Linked DNA regions of Homo sapiens: region 2 is linked to region 1. The links are chromatin contacts, found by Hi-C or POLR2A ChIA-PET in ENCODE. All regions are on one chromosome and are shown on one strand. The core of a region is the stretch at or near the end of the contact, and the rest is flanking DNA. Distances in the headings are between cores, read along the strand shown. Region 1 holds the start of SMIM36 (small integral membrane protein 36). Region 2 overlaps MMD (monocyte to macrophage differentiation associated).

Evidence for each region. A loop is a pair of places that touch in the nucleus more often than their neighbours do. ChIA-PET counts read pairs that join two places held with the same protein, here RNA polymerase II (POLR2A). Pooled maps may share reads with other maps.
Region 2: a map with no recorded cell type shows a loop between it and region 1 (4-fold over the local background). The contact joins the enhancer-like site here to the promoter of SMIM36 in region 1. A Hi-C loop is called at or near these places in 7 of 168 maps with a recorded cell type or tissue (Caco-2, HepG2, IMR-90 and 4 more), 8 of 37 single-sample maps with no recorded cell type and 9 of 50 pooled maps. POLR2A ChIA-PET finds 5 or more read pairs at or near these places in 2 of 52 experiments (H1 and HepG2).

The regions. Positions count from the first base shown.
Region 1 is chr17:55,509,516-55,514,016 of GRCh38, reverse strand. SMIM36 (small integral membrane protein 36) reads left to right here and starts at 2,565. Exons shown (of 5, transcript NM_001395421.2): 1 at 2,565-3,138. The coding sequence starts at 2,683. The coding sequence ends at 2,964.
Region 2 is chr17:55,391,850-55,396,350 of GRCh38, reverse strand. MMD (monocyte to macrophage differentiation associated) reads left to right here. Exons shown (of 7, transcript NM_012329.3): 7 at 1,817-3,729. The coding sequence ends at 2,017. Among named protein-coding and RNA genes, the nearest start is that of MMD, 28 kb to the left of the region's middle. Within about 2 kb of position 1,911, at least 3 of the 41 ENCODE cell types and tissues checked have a DNase peak (open chromatin) inside an H3K27ac peak, as active enhancers do; they include transverse colon, where a contact is called at or near this core.

The DNA.
Region 1 (4,501 bases), core at 1,316-3,815:
CTGGTGGAAACAGAAACAAAAAACTCTCTGCTAATAGAAATAAGATACTGGAACCAAAGACAATAGCCTTGAACAAAACATTCCGGGACACCACGGGTATCAGCAGAATGGGGGCAATCTAAGAAGACAGGCCAGACCAGATCACTCACCATGATTAATGATTATCACCATTACACAGAGAAACCTAGATCTGATATGAAAACTCCACTCAATAGAGCAGATCTGTTGCATATATTTCAGTTTAATTTAATGTGGACTAAACTATATGTAGTTCTCATTTCAGAGTCAATTTTAACCAATCCTTGTGTCATCTATTTAAAGTCACCAAATAACTCCCCTAAATATTGTTACATGGAGGCACCTGGGCTATCCAGACTCAGTTTACTATAGAAGTCACGAATCTAGAGTCCCGAGTGGGCAAAAGAAAGTAGGCATCTGGTACATAATGCTGCCTTTTAAAGCCTCGCTTCTGTCTGGTGCATTGCACGTGACTTACAGATGCAACAGACAACTCTACTTGCTGTGTGATTCTGTGCTTACCAGAAACTTTCCAATTATAAATGGACTTTTCCTGTAGATCTGCCTTCAGGAAGAAAAAGCTATGTCCTTGCAAGCACAAAATTAATTCTCTGAATCTGTCGGACTTAAAACCTTGGACAGTGTTGAATTCTGTGTTGAATGCCCCCTGGAATAGCTCTTCACAGATCACCAAAGCCCTGGTGACCGCATATTGGCCCATTTTCTTCACGTCCTTTTTTTCTACTTTTATAGCCATGATTCTCCATCCTGGTTGCAGATCAAAATTATCCATGAAGATTTTTATTAATACAGATCCCCAGACTCTAGTCCCAAAGATTCTAACTCAGTAGATCTAGGGTTGATCCAGGTATCTGTATTCAAAAGAGACCCAATAGATTCCAATAAGGCTGACCCTAAATCTATGGTGTTTCAGAATCATGCATCTTCTGGATTATAATTCCATAAGTTAGTCCAGGACCATAGAATCATGGACGATATTATTTGGAAAAACGTCTCCAGATGCATAAGAACCCCATACTACAACATCTTCAAATGCTCAGGTTCCCATGGAAGCTCAGTATAAAGGAGGCTGACAGGAAGACACTAGCCCATTGAAGCTTAACACTAAGAAACCAGCAGACCTTTGGGAACTTCAGCTTTTAACTAGGAGTATCCAAAAAGTCCTATTAGCTATTGGAGAAAAGGCTACTGATGCCCTAGCTGGCCAAAAATACATATATGAGACCAAGACCAGATACGTAATTTGTGGGTCCCAGTGCAAAGTTGAAAAGTTAAGAATTTCAAGATGGCAACAGCAGAGCATTAAACCAAGTGTGAGCTCTTTCTGAGAATGGAACGTTGTGCAGCTGCACAGGGCACATGCCCATGAAGTAGCCTATGCGGGACTATTGGGACCAGGCTACAACTGAGGCAGGACAGTGATTTGTACATCAAGGAATAACTGTAATCCGATCAGTATCTGATCTTCCTCTCAATTTGCTTGTTTTTCTGCATCCTTGAGGCAGCCTTTGGGAATCTCTTTAAAATGCAAATTCAGTAGTGTCACTCCCCTGTGCAAAAGCATTCAATGGCATCCCATTGCTCTAGGATCATATCTAAAGTCCTGAGTATGGCCCACAAGTGCCTGTGCCTTCTGGCCCCTGTCTACCTCTCCCACCTTGTGCTCCCATTCTCTTTATGCTCCAGTCACACTGCCCTTGTTTCAGTGCTTGCAATTTTCCAGGCTCCTTTCTCTTCGGGTCTTCACATATGCAGTTCTTTGTGGCTAGAAGAATCTTCCCTGTCTCTTCTCACTTAGCTAAATTCTACTTATCCTTCAGGTCATAGGTTAAATGTTGCTTCTGCATGGAAGCTTTTTTGACCCACACTGGGACACGCTGTCCTCTTACCCTCTATTTGTCCCTTATAAACTGATTTCCACTGTTCTTAAATGGCGAATTGTGCAATTATCTGTTTAAAGGCTATCTTTCCTGCTAGACTACCTGCTTCTCTGTCTTATCACTGCCATATCCCCTTTGCTTAGTGTAGTGTCTGAAACACAGGAAGTAAGTACTCAAAAAGTAGTTTTGAATTAACTAATGAGAAACATGGCAACAAATGAAGAAAGGGTGAAAATATCAGGCACTAGTATCTTCTTCTTGTTGAAGAATCACATTTACTTCCAAAGCCTACTGACCTAATCTTCCAAATCACTCCATACATGGCACTAAACATCCCTTATACAAAGACAGCACAATTGTCCAGGACAATCCAATTTTTAGCTGTCATCATGGAGTGCTTATTAACAACACTTACTTTTGCTCACCAAACTGCCTGTGTGGATGCTGAATTATGTGAATGCTCTACTTATATACCATGATCCAGTAACTCATGAGCCATCTCTCTCTCTCTCTTTCTCTCTCTGTGTAGGCGAACTGATGACAGACAGCTTCTGTGTTTTGGTGGCTGTGGTATTAACAGCAAGCTTAAGTTATTAAACCGAGCAGCTTTAATCCTCGAGGTCTCCTGGAGCAGTAGGGATTAATGTATTTTTACTCCAGAGCCAATGTAGCTATTCCGATGCTCTAAGATCTGCTCTCTGCAATGCCCAAACTGACCCCAATTGCCTTTCTCTAGACCCACTTCTCCACCGTGGGAGAAGTGATGGAATTCTACTTGGAGATCGACCCTGTTACCTTGAACCTGATCATCCTAGTTGCGAGCTACGTCATCTTGCTCCTGGTCTTCCTCATCTCCTGCGTGCTATACGACTGCCGAGGCAAGGATCCCAGTAAGGAGTACGCGCCCGAGGCCACTCTCGAGGCCCAGCCCTCCATCCGGTTGGTGGTGATGCACCCAAGTGTCGCTGGGCCCCACTGGCCAAAGGGGCCTGGCCTTTCTTTGGGGGATCCTGCTCCACTAGGAAAGAAAAGCACCATGGTATGAGGCTGGCTAAGGGACACTGGGGAGAGACCACTAGACTTTCCATAGAGACAAACTGCTCCCTATCGTGGCTCCAATTCTCTCAGCACATGTATCCCGCTTGATGAAGGAAGTGAGAGCTCTGTCTTACTTGCTGTTTTCTCGTCACCTTCTTTGTGACAAAAGTAACTGTTTAAGGTAAGAAGCCCAAAGTGGTCTTTAGTCAAATTCTCCAAATGCAAACTGTCAGCAATGCTGTAGTATAATGAAGTTGGTTACTGGTACATTTCTGATGTTGCTGTCCTTGCAACTCACAGGAGAGAATGACTTTTGAGAAAGGATGCAATATTGTGTGTGTGTGTGTGTGCACGTGCACGTGCGTGTGTGTGATAAGGAATGAGACTAACTCCAGTCTAGTCTATTCTTTGCAAATTCTTTCTTTCCAAGGCAACCAGTTTTTTGTTGTTATTTTTCTTTTCTTTAAGAGACAGAGTCTTGCTCTGTTGCCCATGCTTAAGTGCAGCAGCGTGATCATAGCTCACTGCAGCCTTGAACTGGGCTCAAGCAACCTTCCCACTTCAGCCTCCCATGTAGCTAGGACTCTAAGGTCATGACACCACGCCTGTCTTTTTTTTGTAGAGATGGGGTTTCACTATGTTGCCCAGGCTGGTATTGAACTCCTGGCCTCAAGCAATCCTCCTGCCTCAGTCTCACAAAATGCTGGGATTATAGATGTGAGCTGCTGCACCCAGTCAAGGCAACCCCATTGAACTTGTTCAGACTTCAGAACATTATTATTTCTGTACCTACCAGCTCTTCACGTTCTATTCCCAACTCCAAGACAGAATAAGGAATGCATACAACTAAAACAACAAAGCTTGGAGCCTGGGTTCAAATCCTGCCTCTTCTACTTGCTAGCTGTGTGGCCATGGTTAAGTTGAGCCACCTCTGTGTCTCAGGGATAGTGATTGGACCACTAAGCTTTTGGGGCTATTTAAATGAGTTAATTCACCAAAAGCACTTGAGACAGTTCTTGACACACAGGGTTAGCTATGATGATGATCACTGATAATATTTCCTTCCATATGCCTCATAAAAAATTTAATCTCCAATCCTCAAATCCGGCCTGATCCAATACAAAGTTATTGAAAACTCATTGAAAGAATTCTGAGACCCCACAGCTTGGTGTATCTGTCCCCAGAACACTGCCTGCTCTCCCTTCACTCTCTTTGTTGATGTTGAATGGTATGTTTTTTCCCCTGTTCATTAGTCTATTTCCAAAATTTTTGAATTATTATCTCCATTGTGTGTATTTTTATTAACCCTCCCTTCCCTGAGCTCAGAGAAACGTATGTATTTACTTTGAGATTTACTGAACCTCTTCTTTCCATCAGGACCTGTGTGGAAATAAAGAGAAATGAGTGTCATGACCCTGCCATATGATCTTTGCCGCCCAACAGAAGGAAGCAGGGTCAGGCATGACTTAGACAATGAAAGATAAGAAAGCTTTGCAGATGCTCTTTTAGAAGTCTGCATAGGATGCAGGAGTCAACAGAGACAC
Region 2 (4,501 bases), core at 662-3,161, 120 kb after region 1:
ATTGTCAGACTGGATAAAAAAGTTTTCTCATCTGTATAATGGAGATAATAGTACCTAATTTAGGGTCGTTGTGAAGATTAAATGAATAAATATATGAAGTGCTTCAAACAGTGCCTGGCACATAGTTACAATAATGATAATGATAATGAAAAAAAAATTCTGTTTTGATACAGAATTAACTATGTTCTAGGTCTTTGAAAGTTGAGGTAAATGTGGTATCTTGAGGATACTAGTTAACAGAATGCATGTCAAAACTAACCTGCGTACTTGGTTTGGTGTCTTGCTTGTTTTGGCAGAAAGGAAAAAAAAGGATATTTTGTAACAGTGACTGGCCATGTGATTTTGTTCAGGCCACTTCACTGCTCTGGCCTTAGTCTCCTCACCTCTGCAATAAGGGGGTTGTGTTAGATGAGTGACTCTTACTATTTGGGAGTCCCTGTGCCCCTTTGCGAATCTGATGAGAGCCTTACCCCTATCCTAGAAGAGGGCTCCTAATACACACACAAATACTTTTGTATAATGTGTATTCATTGCTGTATAACCTTGAGGAATTAATAACGTGTGGTATTTTGTCTTTGTTTTTACTTTTTAAATAAAAATAAATCTAGCTGAAGTCCTTTCTTACCAAGGTTAGGAAGAAATCCAATGTCAGTCCATTTGGATTGGCTCCTTCCCCATCTTTTGATCCCACACAAAACATGGGGGCTTCTGTGAACTTTGAAAAAGGACTGAAGCTCACAGCTGGCCCTAGATCCTCACACCTGGTCCTTAGCTCATGATGGTCTATTGTTGCCTTGCTTTTAGCCGAGGGCCTTGGGGCCCATTCTAATCAGGTGCCTGAGTTAGAGCTTCCCTTTACTCTTGCGGGGCACACAAGGCTGCTGCCCAGTGCCCAGGCCTCTAGGACACCCACACACCTATCCCCTTCCAAGGCCCTGCCGTGATCTGCCTTAGGTTTCCATTCACTCTGCAGAACCTGTCTCCTTTCTATTCCTAGTCCTCAGAAATCCAGGGGACTAACTTGTTTCTTCATCAGCTTCTAAGCATTGCCTCTATTCTCTCTCCTCATTCATACAAGCCATTTTAATCTTGTAGATGGGCCTTGGTCTTTGAAAACCAAGAACAGCCTAAAAAATTCTCCCTTCTGCCCTAAGACACACAAGAATATTAACTTATTGCTAAGCTAAGCAATGGCCAGGCTCGAATACAAAAAGGCCTGGAGACATCTAGAAGGCTAGGAAATATCTTGTACTATGTGATCTGTGATTTCAGAGGTCACTTCTAGTTACGGTTTTCCTGTGTCAGCCTTAAGGAATCTATAAGCTCACATAAGCAGGGGAAGTCTCAAAGCAGCAATCAGTGTAGAACAGTGTTTGAGAAGGACAAAGGGAAGTAAATACCCTGCCTGAGATGTAAATTATAAATAGAGTGGCTTGGGCCTGCCTTAGTAGGGAAGGAAGCATTTAAAGGGGAAGATGAGAACAGAGGATTGCACTTTATTAAAATGAACTCCCATGTCTGGCTATGATTGCAGTTTGCTTAAATATGCTGTAAATGAGCAGAATGTTCTGCTTTTTCATTTGGGACCTGTAATGTGATTGCTTGCTCAACTCAAGAGTGTCAGTCCAAAGGGCAATCCAGGTCGATGTATAAGAGACTTTTTTTATGTTTGGTTCATGTTTACAGATCAGGATTGTGTTCACACAGCTTCTTCATTGTCTAGAAAATCAAGAGCCTTAGAGAGAATTACAGTTATCTGTAGCTTGCCATGCAGAGTAACATCAAACCCTTTTTATTTTTTTTTCTCTGTTGACAGAACAACACCGATGGACTTCAGGAACTTGCCTGTGGGGGCTTAATTTATTGCTTGGGAGTTGTGTTCTTCAAGAGTGATGGCATCATTCCATTTGCCCACGCCATCTGGCACCTGTTTGTGGCCACGGCAGCTGCAGTGCATTACTACGCCATTTGGAAATACCTTTACCGAAGTCCTACGGACTTTATGCGGCATTTATGACCAATCTGTACTAATTCTCCAAACCAGTATTATTTCAATTATGGCACTTGGGAGTGGGGTGAGAGCTAAACATTGCACAGGGAAAGAAAAAAAATAACTGCACTGACTTTATATCTTTTGAATATAATTACTGTGAAAGTATAAAGGCTGTGTTCTGGAATTTTCTGCCTCACAGCAAATAAATAAGGTAGTGAATTAATTATTCATTCCATTCCACTATCATGAAGGACTCTGAATAGACTTGGCCAACTGATGTTTACAAACCAGACTTTTATATTTTAATTTTACAGATTTTACTACATGATTTTTCTAAATTACTATGTCAGGTTGTAAAAGTCAGTGCAATAACAAACCTTCCTTTTTAAGAAGAAAATTGTTTCTATTACTTTCCCATTCACTAGGTAAAGAATCATGGACAGAACTTACACTACTTTTTACCATGTTTCATCTTGGCATAACATGGTTCTTTTTTAAATAGAAACTTTAGTTTTTTGTAAATTTTTAAAAAAATATTTCATTGATATGCATCTCTGCAGGTCCTCATTCATGTTGTAAATTTTTGCAGCAAGCAGTCAACATTCCACAAACGAACAAACATTATACCTCTTCTGATAGTTTTATTAAGCATGGAGAAATTGCCAATTTTTAAAAACTGCAGTTTTCCAAACTTTTCTGCCAACCTCTTACTCTGAATTCAGTGCTGCTTTGGGACATATACTTGACCTAGCTTGGTTTACCAGTGATGGAAAAGTATTTTGATATCATTAACTTTTTCAAAAGATCCAACTTTTTCTCTATGCCTTTGCCACATTCTCTTCAGGGTCTCTTTCCACAGTGGATAAATGTTTTTTCTGTATTATGACAGTATTGTTGTGATGGCCATCTGCTGGAAACTCCTGAAGAGCATTATGTATTACAGTGAGCAGTTGTATTGCCTGTTTGGTGCCCAATGGTTAAGTCATTGTCACTTAGCTTTATATTGTCAGTTTGATATTTATTTTAAATTGTGGAACTAGATGCATAAATTCACATTTCTGCCTTTCCTTTGCATCTTCTCATATATTGTGTTTTTTTTTTTTTTTCCTAGAAAAAATATTTAAAGCATTGTTTGACAGGTAGAAACTCATGTATCTGTAGTCCATGAGTTATATCCTGGCTCAGTGGAGTGATATTTATGTATTATTTTTACTTTTCTCTCAGTGTCTTATATTAAGATTAACATGTTGTTAATAGTTGCTTTGTTGATTAATCTCTCTTGTTGGTGTTTTAATAAATGAAATAGGCTTGCCTTTAGATCGGGTGCTGATATTGCCTGTTTCCTAGTAATGGGCTGATCAAATGATCAGTGGAATTCTTGGTTTGATGATAACCTTATTAATTGAAATTTTTTACTGATGTGGCTTTAAAAGAGGTTTATTTTGTATATGTTTAGAACTCTCTGATTTTGATGAATTATATGGGAATGAGAAACAGAAGAAGTGGTATTTGCTGGCGAGTTAAATAGGCAAGGTACCCAGTGATAACACCAACCAAACCACTCCTATCTGCATGATTCTGAACATCTGGATGCCTGTTGTTTTACTGTGTATATTTTATTTTTAATATATTAACTTTGTGGATTCATTTAAGGTCTACTCAAAAGTAACACTGTCAAAACCACTAATATGTATGTAAAAATTGTGCTGTATACTACAATAAAGTTGTTACTTGGATTTGTTCCACTGTCTCTAAATTAGATGACTGTGAAGAAAAATGAATACACCCTGTCACTTAGAACTTTCTAGTCTACTTTTTAATAATTGAAATGCCAGAGTCAGCTCAAACATTAATCAACAGACATTTTCAGTTTAAAATACACTAGTCAGGACCTAATGATTTCAAGTTTTTTAGATGATGCATCCTTACCAAGGTAAGCCTTTTGGTTTAGCATATTTAATATTCTATAGGACTGAGGTGACAGTCTTTTATGTTACCAACCAGACAAGTAGCAGATTATAAATCTTAACAACTCTCCTAGTGTTAGATGCCATTCTACCTCTTCTGTAGTGTGGGAAACCAGGGCCAGAGAAGTTCAACTGCTTCATCCTAAATCAGGGAGCTGGAACAGCAACCAGCTCTATCTGATTCCGAAGCCTCCCATTGACTATACCACTGCATTTCTAGAGTCAGCAGAAACAAATAAAAAAACTTGAACTAAAAATTCATCAGGCATGGACACAGAAAAGAAAACACTATTCACATGGTTTAGAACCTCAATAATCCCTCAGATAACTCTCTGTCAAATCTAATTTTGAAGATTGAGTGTCTTGAAGCGTTATGATTCCCAAGAGTTCTGTCCTTTAGGTCACCAGTGTGACCTCATCCATTTCTAGAGTGTCCCCACTATTGTGCTGTCAGCTTCTTGGTCAGTATCTTCAGCCTTAAACTATTTTCTAAGGACTAGACCTCTCTCTAGTCAACTGCCTAAATGCTCCCAGACATATT